Linked DNA regions of Homo sapiens: region 1 is linked to region 2. A link is a loop called in an ENCODE intact Hi-C map of the cell type or tissue named here. Cell type or tissue: IMR-90. All regions are shown on one strand. Each heading gives the region's core, and the rest is flanking DNA. Links, peaks and the distances in the headings are about the cores only.

Region 1 (8,347 bases), core at 103-8,102, 1.1 Mb after region 2:
TAATACTCCCAGGTAAAAGAACTTAATCCATGTAAATCACATCTTGCCATCCCCAGCTCACAGCCCTCCAAAGGTTTTCCATTACGCTTAGAATGAAAGCCAAAGAAGATGCTACACACCATGGCCCTTGACCAACTCTCTCAACTCACCTCCCACCTCTCCCCGCTTCTGTCTCACCACACCCCAACCACAGGGACCTCTTATTCCTGAGACATGACAAACTCTCTTTCACCTTAGGGCTTTTGCACTTGCTGTTCCCTCTGACACTCTTTCTCAGCTGCTCACTCCCTAAGGTCTCTGTTCAAATGTCCTCTTCTCGGAGAGAACTTCTCCTAACTCCCTAGATAAAATATACAATTTCCCTTAACTACGGCCTAGCTGATATTATATATTTATTTGTATAGCTCTTCATTATCTTTCTCATACCATCACTTCTGCCAATATGGAAACTCCATAAAAGCAGGGGCACTTCACTGGTTTTATTCACAGTTGTATTTCCAGTGCCTAGAACAACGCATGGCATATAGTAGGTATTCAACAAATGCCACTGAATCACTGCTTTCAAGTGGTAGGTTAGGAAGTTTATCTGTCTTCTTCTCTTGAAAGCACTCCTCACAAATCCAGTATTATACATGTTATTCTGGGCTTCCCAATACAGGATTCTTGATGCCATCTAAGAGATTCCCCAGGTTCCCCAGTGAACTATAACTCTCAAAGGAAGGTTTTATGTCCAATTCATATTCTGGGTAACTCAGAATCATGTAAATTGTGTTTTTGACAAAATGCCAGAGATATCCACATACAAGAATTCTCCCCTACCCCACTATTCCCAGCTGGCTCTTTCAGTCTTCATCAACCAAGATAATATGGGTTTTCTCTTCCTTAGACTTCAGTATGGGGGATGCAGCTCAACCCTATACTTCTCTACTGTACCTCCCAGATCCTCCAAAGTGGGTTTTCTGAATATCACCTGCTCAGTCTACAACCTCATGAATTCAAAATCTACTCCCAACCCCACACCAGCAGAGGGAGGAATTTGTGGATAGATGCTAGTCTAACACACCTTACTACCCAAGACTAGCTTTTAGAGTTGCAACCTGTTTCCCAAGTAGGCCAGCTATTTCTATTCTAAGATTCCTAAGAGGCACTTGGTCCTTTCTTCTTGGCCTCCAAGGACAACTCCAAGAACAGACAGAAACTGGACATCAGAGCAACCCAAATCCCATTCTTACAAAATACAGGCATATCTTGTAGAACACCTCAGCAACTAACATTTTCTTGGCGAAAGATTTTTGATACCCAAACTTCATAGAATGTTCATATCTCTCAAAACAACACTTTCTGAAAGGTGTTTATATAGGAAAACATACATATTTACACCCTAAAACCTAAACACAACATTGTTAACAAAATAGTATGCAGAGTACTGAAATACCAGGTGTCAATACAGAAGACATACCGGTATCACTATATAAAGTAACTGCTTGTTAACAACCATATTAATTGTTTAATGTTCAAGAAAATTGGTTTAAACATTTTTCATGCTACTTCTGTGTGACTTATATAAAGAAAGCTTTACTGTATTTTTGTAACATTGTAGGAAATTAGTTAGAGGTTTTGAGTTGAGGAATAATGCATTATACTTTTTCCTATTTTAAAAAAATAGGCCCTCGCTGAATAATTTTGTGCAGAACATCTGATTTGTTGGAATGGACTACTGCCACTAAATGGAAGATGCCTGTATTTTCTTGGATTCTTCCACCCAAAACCCATCAACAGACCTCACCCTAGGCCATTGATTTGGTCACATTCCAACAGCTCATCTGTTCTCAATCTCTAGCCTTGACTCATTGAATCCCTTCTCATCTCTTCATCTTTCAGGTTCCCCCAGGTGTGGTCATACAGGTCATCTTACTTTTCATTCTATTTCCATTCTTATTTTTCATTCTATTCAGTTCTTCTATCTTTTATTTTACTTTCGCCAAAGTGATATTTGCATATAATCTAAAAGATTAAATAGAGGTAAAAGGCTTATAACAACAACAAAGGCAGCCCCTAGCTCACTCTGTCATCCCTATCCCCAATGCAATGTGTACAACGGCAAATACTTTTGGCTCTTTGCTTTTGCTTCCAATTCCAAATAACATTGGTAAATGTTATTGCCTGTTGTTTCATTTTAAACATTATTTATTGCTTTCCTATTATGATAAGTGAGGATTTTAGCTCTCTTACATCCACCTTTCCTTTACCCTCCTCCACCTTTCTCAATAAAGTTATGCCCAAAATTTTGCTTAAATTCATATTTGTTGTGTTAATTACTGAGATTATTGTTCACTTATGAGCAAAAAAAAATGGTTGATTTCATTTCTGTTACAAACTTTTTTGTTTTTCCTATATTTAATAATTGCCCCATTTCTTCATTTGCTTAGATTTGTATATCTAGCTGAGCTTTGTCATATCCTACAACAGCTCTGTGAAATTACTCTGAATCCATTTTCCACATGGTTGAACATATCAGATTAACCAGTTTTTTTGGCTTTTTTTTTGTTTTACTGATAAGATTATAAGTTCCATCTTTCCCTCTCCTCATTTTAATCTGCACTGCTTTCTAAGCTGCTGGATATTATGGGTGTTATGTTGGAATTCCCCTTATGTTCTACAAATACCAATGTTCTATAAATACCCAACTCCTCTCTCATATATTGGATTTCTCATTTCCTAGTTCCCATGCGATCTTCTTTCTTGGTTTACTCCCTAGTTTTGGTGGATTACATCCTCTAGACTTTTACACTTTACATGTTGAAAATGTTTTACTATACCCTCACATTTGATTAATTCATTTAAACAGATAGCCTAAACTAAAATTTATTAATATTTTAGAGACATTTATCAACTGCCTTTATCTTCCAATACTGTTTTTGAGAAATTAATTTACATTTCTGATCCTTTGATTATGATTTCTTTCCGTTCTTTTCTCTTGCTCTGTCAACTAGCTTTTAGTGTCTTTTCTATAACACTCAAGTTTCAAAATTTCCAGATGATATTCTTTGGTTTGGCCTTTTACATTTATTATACCAAACACCCAGTGAGCCCTTCCAATCCAAATTCACATTTTCACTTTGGAGAAATATTATTTTAAAAAAAAAATCTTCTGGACAGACACAGTGGCTCACACCTATAATCCCAGAGCTTTGAGAGGCTGATGAGGGAGGATCACTTGAGGTCAGGAGTTTGAGACCAGCCTGGGCAACATAGAGAGGCCCCAACTCTATTTTTAATAATAATAATAATTTCTAATAACTGTTTTTTCTGTTTTTCCTTACTAGTTGGATGGATTTCTGGAATTGATCCATAAATTTTCCTGTTTTTCTCTCTTATTGTCCAGCTCTTTTATTCCCTACTATATCAGAGAGTTCTTCCAGTCTGTTCTCTTTTTTTGAGACAAGGTCTCACTGTGTTGCCCAGGCTGGTCTTGAACTCCTGGCCTCAAGCGATCCTCCTGCCTTAGCCTCCCAAACTGCTGAGATTGCAGGCATGAGCCACCATGCCCAGCTGTTTCCAATCTTTTTGCTAAATTTTGTCTTGTCATATTTTTAATATGCAAAAGCTCTATCTTACCGTTGGTTCCTTTTTTAAAAAAGTAACACTATTATTTTTCAAGGACTTAACATTTTCTTTTATCTCTCTGAGGACATCATGTCTTTGATTCTTCTGCTCTCAGCATTGTCTCTGTTTCCTCTAGTTTCCTGTTTTCTCTGTTTTTTTTGTTTGTTTGGTTCATTTTGTAGGTTTTCTTCCAAAATCTTACTATACTTTGATGCCCTATCATATTTAAGAGTGAGTCACTAAAAAGCTTATTAGAAGCTTTGTAAATGGGCTTCTAACAAGGTCATAGAGGAGCTGGAGAAGGGGGTCACCAAATGTCAGTATCTGTATGAACCATCTCTGGGATGGTTAAGTTTCCTTTGAGAAGGATCCTCCAACATTCCTGCTGGAGTGTAGGGTGGTGAGGTTGCCAGTGTGCCAGTAATGACCAGAAGAATGGAGCTAAGAATTTCATTTTTCAGATGCAGAATGTCCTCTAATCTCCCAGTTTTCAAGTCTTTCTCGTCCTGCCTTTCTCAGTGCTCAGTGTCCCCAAGTACAAATGATCTCTGGTTGTTTCTCCAGAGACTCCTGCAAAGATAGGGGGAAATGGTCCAGGTGAAGAGAGGCCTTTTAGGGTCTAAATAGTCCTCACAAAGGCTTTCAGATAAATCCCCACCCACCATATTACCCTGCTTTCTTCCTAAGCCTTGCCAGAGAGCTGTGGGATGAGTCAGCTGCCTTTCCATCTGCAACTCCCTCCGCAGGCACTTGGCTCTGACCTTTCTCCATTCGCCTAAGTCATGTAACATTCCTCTATCCACTTTCCATCTTTGTATTTTGTGGTTTATGGTTATTTATGTCTCCTTGGCTTACCAAAGATAAAGCTTGTGCTTCCTTTTCTTATTTTCCCTGTTGTTTGGAAATGATTTTTGAGAAAAGAAGATTAATTTAGGGACACAGAAAAAGAGTAGGTAAGTCTTATTCTGACATGCTGAAATCAGAAGTCTCTAGATTTTCCTTTTTCATAGATCTTTTGCCACATCATACTCTCTTGTACCAGTAACATTCTGATTCATAATTTCTGGCTTCCAGATTCTCTGGGTGATTAGCCATATTGTTTTCTGGTTTCAGATATGCAACATTTAGTATATTAATGAATTAACAAGTTCCACATCTACTTATTATATCCCATCTGCAGTAATTGTTGTCTGCAACTGAATGGGGTTTACTGGATATGAAATAATAGGAAAGGCTTTAGTCACCAATCTGTTGTGGGACTTAGTGTCCTTATCAAACAGGCTAGTTATTTTCGGTTGTCCCTCTGTTCCTCTATTCTCACACTTCCCCTACCCCAAAAGGCTGACCTCTATGGTAAATTCCCCTCAACTATTCCCACTCATTGCCATTTTCACCTGTGTCATTCTTTCTCTGCCTTGCTGCATTTCTGGCAACATTACTCTATATCCACAGCTCCTAAAGTACAATGGCTTCCAGCTTCACAAGAGAACCCTTCCTAGTTAGTTCCCTTGACCTTACCCACATCTCTGTAAAAGTCTCTTTATTAAACTCTCTTCAGTTATACCTAACATGTCATTTGTTTCCTATGGTAACACTAATACATCAGTAAAAGGAGCATTTTGAACTAGCTCATCTCTAAAGTCCCTTGAATTCTTATATTCTGTGATTTTTACAAGAGTAAAATCACATGGCATTTAAATTAAAGACTGAACAAATTACAGACTTCCTTTCATTCAAGATTCTGTCTCACTCCAGAAAAAAAAAAACTCTCCAAATAATTATGCTCAGTCCTTAGAAAATGTAAATATTGTTAGTACAACTTAGACTAGCTGAGAAAGCCAGGATATACATATTGTTCCCTTTTTGCTTAGGCACTGCAGTAAGATAGTTCCGATAAAAAAATGTATTTGCTATTTCCGACTTTGAAAACAGACAATCAGAATTAATTCTAAGGGTTCAAGTGTTTCTCTTTATCTTCTTTCCTTCCTATTTCTTAGATAGGTATATTATCAAAACACCAGAAAAATAGAAAAACTAAGTTTCACCAATCCTCCCATTAAAAGTGAAATGAATTCCTTGACTTCACACCCTCCTCCAAATACCAAATTATCTTTTTCTATGCATCACCAGACTTTTTGTATCCACTGAACTTTACCACTTTCTTACCCCTTATAGACCCTTCAACCCATTTCCATCTAAAACTGCTCTTGTCAAAGTTTTGTACAACTTCTTTGTTGTGATATTCAATGGATACTTCTCAGAACTTGTGGTAACCTCTCAGAAGCATATGACAACACTACCACTCCTTTCATGAAACATTATCTTCCTTGTCTTTGCTGTTGCCTCACCTTTCTGGTTTTTCTCATACTTACTGGACTACTCCTCAATCCCTTCAGTGGACATCCCTTCCTATGCCCATTCCTCAAATGTTCATGTTTCTTGGGGCTCTGTCCTAGTTTTCCTTATCTTTCCACCTATATTCCAACACCAGGTATCTTGATCCACTCCTATGGCTTCAAAAACAATGATAAACTAATGATTCTCAAATGTACCATCTCAAGTCCAGATCTCCTCCTGACCTTCATATTTTTTTCATAACTAAATACTAAATAACTCCATCAGTATGCCCACAGATTCCTCACACTCAACATTTCAGCTTCCACTCAAACCTATTTTTCCCCCATATCTCTTATTCCAATGAATCATACCAGCCAGACACCGATATAATCTTTGAGTCTTTGCTGTTCCCCATTCCCATGCCCAATCAATGACCAAGTCCTACTGATTCTGAGATCTTGAATCTATCTAATTCTAACCATTCTCATTGCCACTACTCTAAACCAAATCACCTCCCTACTGCTAAAACCCTGAAATGCAGACTTTGTAATATAGCCAGGGAGATCTTTCTAAAATACAGATATGATCACCTTACCTCTTCCTAAAACCCTGCAATGGTTTCCCACTGCTATGAAGATGATACCTAAATTCCTTAACAAAGTTTACAAGGCCCAGCAACTGATCTCCTGCTCTGTTATCCAAATTGCTGTATGCTTCAACCATATTGAGACATTTTTTTTGTTACTCCAACAAGCCATGATTGCTTTTACTCTGGACATTTCCACATGATGTTCTCTCCACCCAATACATGCTTATCTGATGTCATCAGTGTTATCATGCCATCAATATCTACAACTCCTTTAATCTTTGTTGTCTCCATTTAGATGTCCTATGCTCTCTAAATCTGGGTTATATCTGCTCCCATAGAAAACTACTTATCCACTTACTATATTCTATTGCAGTTGCCTATTTACTTGTCTCTTTTCCCTTTTAGACTATAAGCATAGTGAAAGTTGAGACTATACTTATTATATCTCCAATGCCTTGAACATTATCTGGCACAAAATAGCCATTAAATAAATAATGGTTGAATGATGAACAAACAAATGAATAAATAAACAAATCAGATTGAAAATTGTACCAGGGGAAACACATTTTACACATGGACTTCCTGTCCCTTGCTTCTTCTCTTCTCAAAAAATAATAATAATATGTAAGCCCCCTTTCCCTCCCAACCAGTCATTGCTCACTAAGGGCTAATTAATGTACACTTACACAGGACAGCTAAAAAGAAGGATTCTGTCTGAACCTTTGCTTTCTCCTTCATTTCTGCCTTCCTCCTATACATAAAATTTTCAAACTGAAAGTTTAAACATGCTTAAAAGAGACTAAGCATGTGGCTGCCTTTCTCTTGATCTGTCCAAACCATCCGTAAACCTGGTAGTATATGTACATGGGGTAAAAAGAACCTATGATAACATTTTATTTGAACCAGAATGCTAAAGCATTAATTAAAGCTGAGCACACCTGCTCTAAACTGCAGAGTCAGAGATTTATGTGAACTTATAAACTTGAGGCTTTCTGACCTCTTGTACAATTTATATTTCCTTTAAATAAGCATTTCGTCTTGTAATGCAATATTTTAAAGTTTATTTCTGTGACTAATCTGCTGGCATATTCAGTTCCTTTATTACCTAGTCTTTACCCTTGTAACCCACTACTTGTCAAATTTTTAATTTAAGGTTTTGGGTGAAAATAAGCAGGCTCAACCATGAGAGGAAGAATTTCTTGCCCTAAATTTAACTTGTGAATGAGGTGATCTAAAATGATATCCATACATTCAAATCCCATATTTAATACAATGTATTTTTATACAGTTATTCACAGATCTATTCACTCACTGTTTGGAGGGTATAAGCTACTTTATAGTGATTTATCACTTGTTAAGTTACAATGCTTGCCCACATGTGCAGTCCTTTTAGAGAAGACAGTTTTTCAATCAAGGAAGGCATTCTGATTTGAGATTTGGATGCTAATGATTATTAGGAGAGGGTTCTATGAGGTTTCCTATCAAAGGTAGTTACCTTGGATAGATTCCTTCCCAGCACTGTGAGCGTCACCAAGCCAGCACAACAGACCAAAGCACTGGAGCTGGAGAGGCCAGAACTTGGTGGGATATTTCCATCTACCAGGCAGTTCATTCCAGTCAGGTTACTAAGACCAAAGTGTTCCTAAGAATATAAGGAAAAACAGCAACAGTAATTCAGTATTGAATTCAAGGAGTAGTGAAAGCTTCTTTCATTCCCCAGAGAACAAAAGTCTATCAATAGACTTATAATAGTTATAGAAACTACTTATGCAATTCAATTTAGTTGAGACTATATGTGACATTTTATTTAATGAC
Region 2 (8,347 bases), core at 266-8,265:
AAAGAAGGCATGCATTTCTTGACCTGTGACCCCTTCCTCCATCTTTAAGGCCAACAGCATAGTATCTTCAAATCTCTCTCATTCTCTCTCTGATCTCTGCTTCCTTCTCCCTGACTGTGACCTTCTGCTCCCAATGTCACATCTCCTATTCTGATCCTCCTGTCTCCCTCTTATAAGAAGTCTTGTGATTACATCATACTTGGATAATCCAGGATAACCACCCTAGTCAGGATCCTTAATTTAATCATTTCTGCAGAGTTCCTTTTGCCATGTAAGGTAGCATATTCACAGGATCTGAGAATTAGTATCTAGACATCTTTGGGGGAGCATTATTCAGCCTGTCACACTCCATAGTACTGTGCAGCCACTAAAAAGACTGTGTGTACAGAGACAGGAAGATTTCACTGAAAAAACAAGAGGATTGCCTTTGAGTGGTGGCTCACGCCTGTAATCCCAGCACTTTGGGAGGCCAAGGCAGGTGGATCACCTGAGGTCAGGAGTTTGAGACCAGCCTGACCAAAATGCCGAAACCCCATCTCTACTAAAAATGCAAAAATTAGCCGGGCCTGGTGGTGCATGCCTGTAATCCCAGCTACTTGGGAGGCTGAGGCAGAAGAATTGCTTGAACCAGGGAGGCGGAGGTTGCAGTGAGCCAAGATTGTGCTATTGCACTCTAGCCTGGGCAACAAGAGCGAAACTCCATCTCAAAAAAGTAAAATGAAAAAAAGAGGATTGCTTGTGAATGGGGAAAAAGGCAAGTTGCCAAACAATTTAGTATGATCCCCTTTTTGTGTGTTTTTTAATTTTAATTTTTTATTTTTGCCCACCCGCCTGACCCCTTTGTGTGTTTTTGTTTAAAAAGAAGTAAGCATTGTGTGTATGTGTTTCTAATATGCATAGAAAAGATCTGGAAGGATGCACACTAAACATTTAGATAGTGGTTACTTCTGAGAACACAAGGATGTGTTGAGATGACTTTAAACTGTATAATTCTTATGTACAGTAAACATGTGTTTGTTTATTGTGATTTTATTTATTTATTTATTTATTTTTGAGACGGAGTCTCACTCTGTCGCCTGGGCTGGAGTGCAGTGGTGTGATCTCGGCTCACTGCAACCTCTGCCTCCTGGGTTCAAAACGATTCTCCTGCCTCAGCTTCCCGAGTAGCTGGGATTACAGGCGCCTGCCACTATGCCTAGATAATTTTTTGTATTTTTAGTAGAGACGGGGTTTCATCATGTTGGCCAGGCTGGTCTCGAACTCCTGACCTCGTGATTTGCCCGCCTCAGCCTCCCAAAGTGCTGGGATTATAGGCATGAGCCACTGTGCCCAGCCCTGTAATTTTTATGAAAGTATACATGCACAGTTCTGACTTATACGTGGGAGCTAAACAGTGGTTATACATGGACATACGGAGGGGGATAATAGACACTAGGGAGTCCAAAAGCGGGGAGGGTGGCAGAGGGGCAAGGGTTGAAAAATTCCCTGTTGGGTACAGTGTTCACTATTCAGGTGATGGACACATTGAAAGCCCAGACTTCACCACGATGCAATATATACGTGTAACAAACTGCACCTGTACCTGCTGAATCTATAAAAATAAAAACTTTTTTTAAGGAAGAAAAAATTATATGTGCACATAGTTGAAAAAGTAAAAAAATAAGCCTTCTTATGAAAATCCTACACTCAGTTGTGTTATTTCTTCCCACCCCAGAACCCTCTTTCCCAGAGGTCTCCATTTTATGATTAGCTCTTCATATTTCTAAATAACAAATGTGTGCTATTTCTTGATTTTTTTCCACATTAGATACCTTTTGACTTTCTACTTAGGAAGATGAGGCTTCAGCTGTTTTAAGCTATTCCTATGCATATTTTCCCTCACCATTTATCTTTTCAATAGGATTACACTGAAAATTTTGCTTTACATTACACCCCAGGAACTATTATTCTTAGCTAATCCACGCCTATACCACAAAGGAAATGCGTGTGCATATCTCTGTGTGTGTGTGTGTAAAGGAAAAACTGTACAAGAGACATGTATACCTTTATGGTATAGTTTTTTTCTCCCTTCTGAAAAATAGTCTAGTTTTTTCTTTTCTTAGTTTTCTTGTATCCGTCATTAACGCATCCCAAACTCTCCACTGACATTCATTCTCTTCTTAGGAGACTTACCAGCCTGTCTTTTCCTTGGAGACCTCCTTCCTGGAACTCTGTTCTCTGGCTCCCATCTGGGTTTGCCTTCTAGGTCTGTGTCACAGCTGTTGTCTTGGGGTCTCCCTTCACCATCATTTTGGGTACTCTCTCCTATTCTATGTTGGATCTTTATTTCCTGAAGCCCTTGATTATTCTTTCTAGTTTACTTTTGGTTTTGGTGGAACACGTCATCTAGTGGTTTTCTGAAAAAGGGGTATATGGGAGATACATATATGGATATAATATTTGAAAATATCATTTATTTTAAAAATAAAGGGGAAAAAAACTCCATTAGGTAAAATGGGCATGGAGGAAAAAATCCAAATATACCAGAGTTCATGTGATGATTTTTCGTTTCAAAGGAATTACACTGGGAGACACTAAACTTAAATCCTTGGAGGACATGCCCTTTATATCCCAGCAGATTCCTAGTGTTCTTCAACTTAGAACACAGGAAGAATTGAGAATAAGGGTCTGATTTTAAGATCAAAACTAGTGTTCTTTGGTAAATCTTTTTACTTTTTACTTGCTTCCTCTGCAAAGTGGAGACAATAATGATCTTGTTAAGGCCCTTTAGATAAAATGAGACAATGTAGATAAAGAGCAAGATGCTAGGGACTGTTTTTATTATTATTGAAATTGTTTTCTTATGAGACTGTAGGCAACTAAATTTGGAATATTTTCATACACGTACACATGATTATAGTATGCTAAATTTTACTTGGAGTCATATTTTACATACTTTTACTATGAAAAATGCTTTCAATAACTAATTTTTTTTTTTTTTTTGATACGGAGTCTTGCTCTGTCGCCCAGGCTGGAGTGCGGTGGCGCGATCTCGGCTCACTGCAAGCTCCGCCTCCCGGGTTCGCGCCATTCTCCTGCCTCAGCCTCCCGAGTAGCTGGGACTGCAGGCACCCATCACCACGCTCAGCTAATTTTTTGTATTTTCAGTAGAGACGGGGTTTCACCATGTTAGCCAGGATGGTGTCAATCTCCTGACCTCGTGATCCACCCGCCTCGGCCTCCCAAAGTGCTGGGATTACAGGCGTGAGCCACCGCGCCCAGCCTCAATATCTAATGTGGTGCATTAAAGGCTTTATTAAGCTTATCTGTAACCTAATTTTGAAAAAAAGCTTTTAAATAAAAGTTTTAATATTATATTAGTAATATATGCTTGCTATAAAAAAATTAAAACTTAGAAAAAAGTAGAAAAAAGGGAAAATTCATAGTTTTCATTACAATGGTGTATTGTTTCCAAGTGGTTTTTTTTTTTCTTTCTTTTTTTTTTTTGAGACGGAGTTTTGCTCTTGTTGCCCAGGCTGGAGTGCAATGGCAGAATCTCGGCTCACTGCAACCTCTGCCTCCCGGGTTCAAGCGATTCTCTGCCTCAGCCTCCGGAGTAGCTGGGATTACAGGCGTCAGCCACCACACCCAGCTAATTCTTTTAATTTTTTTATTTTTAGTAAAGGTGGGATTTCACTGTGTTGGCGAGGCTGGTCTTGAACTCCTGACCTCAGGTGATCCACCTGCCTCGGCCTCCCAAAGTGCTGGGATTACAGGCATGAGCCACTACACTCGGCTCCAAGTGTTTTTCTATTAAGATCATGGTATATATACAACTTAGAGTCCTGATTCTTAAACTGTTACATACTGTTTGTAAATATTTTCAAATGAATATATATAGTATTATTTTAAAAATATTTTTATCTTTTAGAGATCTGTACTGAAATATTAGAGATAATATTATATAATGTCTAACACTTGATTGAAAACAATGGGTGGAGTTGGGAAATGAGTCAGCCATTAATTGATAATATTAAACTAAATGGCTATGTGGGAGTTTATTATATGACTGTCTAGTTTATATATACTACAAATTGTTCATAATGTAAAAGAAATAAATCACTACAGTATTCCATTATGACATATCTTAATTTCTTTAATCATTGTTTGTGGTTGTTTTTTTCCTTATTTTAAATAACATTAGTATTGATATATTTAGATTTTTGAATAGTTTCCTTATGATGGGTTTATTTGAGTAGAATTACTAGGTCAAAGAGTATGAACATTTTAAAGACTGGGTGTGTGTAGGGATGTGTGTGTAATACAAAATTGGAGTGGAGAAAATCTTTAGGAGATTTATATTGGATTTATAATTGTACTCATTGAGCATAAGAATTATATAGCAAGTTTATTTTAAATTTTTAATGTGAGTAAAGGCTTATTAAATATAATAGGTGTAAACATTTTAAAAATTCATATTCTTATTTAAGAGTGCTAGTAACCATTCACGTGGAACTAGTACTTTATGCTTTTATAGAGTTTTCCTGTCTAGTACATGCCATAATCCTCACAACAACTCTATAAGCTGTAAATTACGGAAATTCAAAACAAAATAGACTAAGCTTTAACATGTAATTATTGGTAGTAATTCCTGTTACCACTAGATGGCCATCTTGGCATGTACTTTGAGCAAAAGTAGCTAGTTTGTATAATAGATTTATTATTAACATACATTTTAATTGGAGTAAAGAACTTATTTGCCACAGCAGAAAAGCAATATATTTTTGTTGTTAAACTAAATGATTTTTTAAAAATCTAGCACTTTATGTCTGAGGATTTTTGTTTGTTTTTGAGACAGTCTTGCTCTGTTGCCCAGGCTGGAGTGCAGTGGAGCAATCTTGGCTCACTACAGCCTCTGCCTCCTGGGTTCAGGGATTCTCCTGCTTCAGCCACCTGAGTAGCTGGGACCACACCCAGCTAATTTTTGTATTTTTTAGCAGAGATGGGCGGGGTTTCACCATGTTGGCTAGGCTGGTCTCAAACTCCTGGCCTCAAGTGATCTTCCCTTCTCGGCCTCCCAAAGTGCTAGGATTACAGGCTTGAGTCACTGCACCCGTCCAGAATTTTAATATATAGATATTGAACTGAGTAAATTAGTGACTTGACCTGGAGCTATGCTCCCCTTGGTCAATGTAGTTGTCTTATTACAACTGAGTTCTTCTAAGGGTCAAAAACTACGATGAGTGTGTGTGGTCCCTGTCAGGTGAGAATCAGAAGTGAAAATGCTACGATTTTGTTTTCATTATTTAAAACTTTACTAATTATCTTGACAAGAAAATCAGAGGACCTTTGATTTTTGTCTTGCTTGATCTCATGTGTATTTTCTTCCATTGATTTCAATCTTATTAGCCCCATTGCCACCTTTTTATGATAAATATTTTGTATTGCCCCTTCCGCTAACTTTAAATGAAAATCATAGTTGCTGGGTGCAGTGGCTCATGCCTATAGTCCCAGCACTTTGGGAGGCTGCAGTAGGCAGATTGCTTGAGCACAGGAGTTCAAGACCAGCCTGGGCAACATGGCAAAAACCCATTTCTACAAAAAATACAAAAATCAGCCGGGTTTAGTGGTGTACTCTTGTAGTTGCAGCTACTCGGGAGACTGAGGCGGGAGGATCGGTTGAGCCTGGGAGGTCGAGGCTGTGGTGAACTATGATCTCACCGCTGTACTCCAGCCTGGGCTACAGAGAGAGACTCTATCTCAAAAGAAAAGAAAGAAAATCATAGTTAATGTTACTGATCTGCATAATTTCAAAAAAATCATGTTTTGATTATAATATAAAGGATAATTTGAAAATAAGCAATTTATAATAAATTGTGTATTAAAATATGTAAATACTTGAGCACACTACATTAGATGTCACAGTGAGGTAGTAAAATACTTATACCAGCACATAAAATCACTGTGAATGTGATAGCTGGACAAGCTGATTGATACGTGATATTGGTGATGCAGATGCCAAAGTGGCATTGACATGATTTCCAAAATGGTAAACAACTCTTAGTAAATTTCTGAACAAAACAAAATAGATTTATAGTATGGCTGCATTCTAGAATATTTGGAATACATTAACACTGTGGAAAAATACGTTTTGTTTACATGTTATATTCCAGCCGTAGATATATTTTCAATGGAATCTTTGAAAATTATCTAGAACATGTGACAATTCTTTGTCCTACAGGATTATTCCCTCCTTTGCTGGACCTCTAGTATCCATGGCACTTGCCCATTAAATGCTAGCAGAGCATCCTCACCTTCAGTCTCCAAAATGCCTCTATAAACATACAAAGGGCCCTGAAGGGGGCAGTGCTGCTACCAATGAGAACCACTGATTTCCAAGAATCCATCTACATTAATCTACCATATGGCGGCCGGGCGCGGTGGCTCACGCCTGTAATCCCAGCACTATGGGAGGCCGAGGCGGGCAGATCACGAGGTGAGGAGATCGAGACCATCCTGGCTAACACGGTGAAACCCTGTCTCTACTAAAAATACAAAAAATTAGCCGGGCGTGGTGGCTGGCGCCTGTACTCCCAGCTACTCGGGAGGCTGAGGCAGGAGAATGGTGTGAACCTGGGAGGTGGAGCTTGCAGTGAGCCGAGATCACGCCACTGCACTCCAGCCTGGGCAACAGAGCGAGACTCCGTCTCAAAAAATAAATAAATAAATAAATAAATAAATCTACCGTATGGCTGTATTGCTCATGGAATTTTAAAACCAGAGTAACTTAAGTATATTAGGTCCTAAACTGTGATATGTTTTGAATAATTAAGACAATTGAATAATTATGGTAAAAGTCGATTTGTTCAAATGCTTCATGATTTTATTATAATTCATGTAAGCAGATCTATGATTGATATTTTAAGTTCCCAACATTATACATTTTCTTTGTTTTTTCCGCTCATCCTCTCTAGTAAGTCAGGAACATAAAACTTTCCTTAATGTTATCATTTGCTTAGTTGACAGTCATACAATGTAATTTGTCCCTTTGAAAAAAAATTTTTTAAATTAGGTAATATAGTAACATTAGAAACTTTGTAAAATGACAAAATTTCCCATAATCATACCATCCTAAACAATTGTTAATATTTTTCAGTATTTTATACTTTATATGCATATTTTGACGTTAAAAAGATTTATATCTTTTCATAATGTGGCATAAATTTTTTGTTGTTTATATAGCTTCAAAACTATTAGGTTAAATTACTGCATTTTTTTCCTTTAGATTCTACAATTCAATCATTTTCTTACCTTTAGATTGGTCACATTAGAAGAGTTATATATAATATATATGTGTATGCATATATAATCTTTACTGATAAATCTGTTTCAATATATTTTTCCTTTAGAATAGATTCTTAGAAGTGGGATCACTTATTGGGTCAATGGACTTGGATATTTTTGTAACTTGTTAAATTTGCCCAGTTGACTAAAAAATAAAGCTGATCCACTTATATTACTATCAGCATATCTGAGTTGTCAATATATCAAAGCATCAGTTTCACTTAATTCTTGGCTGCATCAGGAATTACTTTAAAATTATTTACTTTATGTTAACCTGATTAACAGTGACACTGAGCATTTTTTGCCCTTGTGAATTATTTCTATTTTCTTTTCTGTAAAACATATGGTCCTGTCTTTTAACTATTGATGTGTTGGGTCCTTGCTGTTTACTTTTCCCCCACCTTTTCATTTTGAGTCAGACCTTTTAAATAAGTAAAACATGAATGTTTCTTCTAGTCATTTTTGTGGTAAATATATTTCTTTGCCATTTCTTATTTTGATTATTTTAATATGTAGAAGTTGCACATTTTTATGAGACTCAACAGTTATCTACCCATAGAAAATACTATGTGTTATCAAAGAAAGAACATAAGACAGTCAAAATTCAGGGTTCTGGACAGAGATATTTATAATACTTGTTATATTTGACAAAGGACTCATATCCAGAACATATGTCAGAACGCTTACAAATCAATAAAAAAAAGACAGACAACCCAGTTTCAAAAGGTGGGGAAAAGCCCTAAACTCTCACTTCACAAAAGATACTCAGATATCTAAACCATTTGGCAGTATGTATGCTGAATGAATGCAAACTGATTTTATATTACCTGTGTAAAACCTATTTAAAAATGTAGATTTTTGGAAAGATAAATTTCATCGTAAAGCCAAATTTATATCATTCAGAGTATAAATGCTGTATTTGTTAGTGTGACCAGTTTAGATTTTACCGTACTTCTGTAGGAGAGAGGTCGGTTTCTTTTTGCTTTATCCTGCCTTTAATAGGAAATTATTTTTGCAGGTTTCT

The links. Peaks named below come from ENCODE experiments on the same cell type or tissue, not always from the same donor. Only the 100,000 strongest peaks of a DNase experiment are listed, where the experiment ranks them.
Region 1: a loop joins it to region 2, with 5 times the contacts of the local background. A loop is called at or near these places in 11 of 110 quality-filtered maps.

The regions. Positions count from the first base shown.
Region 1 is chr15:49,239,048-49,247,394 of GRCh38, reverse strand. GALK2 (galactokinase 2) reads right to left here. Exons shown (of 10, transcript NM_002044.4): 5 at 8,028-8,174. Among named protein-coding and RNA genes, the nearest start is that of GALK2, 73 kb to the right of the region's middle. RefSeq lists an enhancer at 4,209-4,503 and a silencer at 4,209-4,503. In IMR-90, for the core only: no CTCF peak of the experiment used is centred there; a DNase peak (open chromatin) is centred at 4,344; H3K27ac peaks cover 1,404 bases.
Region 2 is chr15:50,312,544-50,320,890 of GRCh38, reverse strand. The region is part of intron 1 of GABPB1 (GA binding protein transcription factor subunit beta 1); the gene reads left to right. Among named protein-coding and RNA genes, the nearest start is that of GABPB1-AS1, 37 kb to the left of the region's middle. In IMR-90, for the core only: CTCF peaks have their summits at 4,636 (motif pointing right) and 6,336 (motif pointing right); a DNase peak (open chromatin) is centred at 4,640.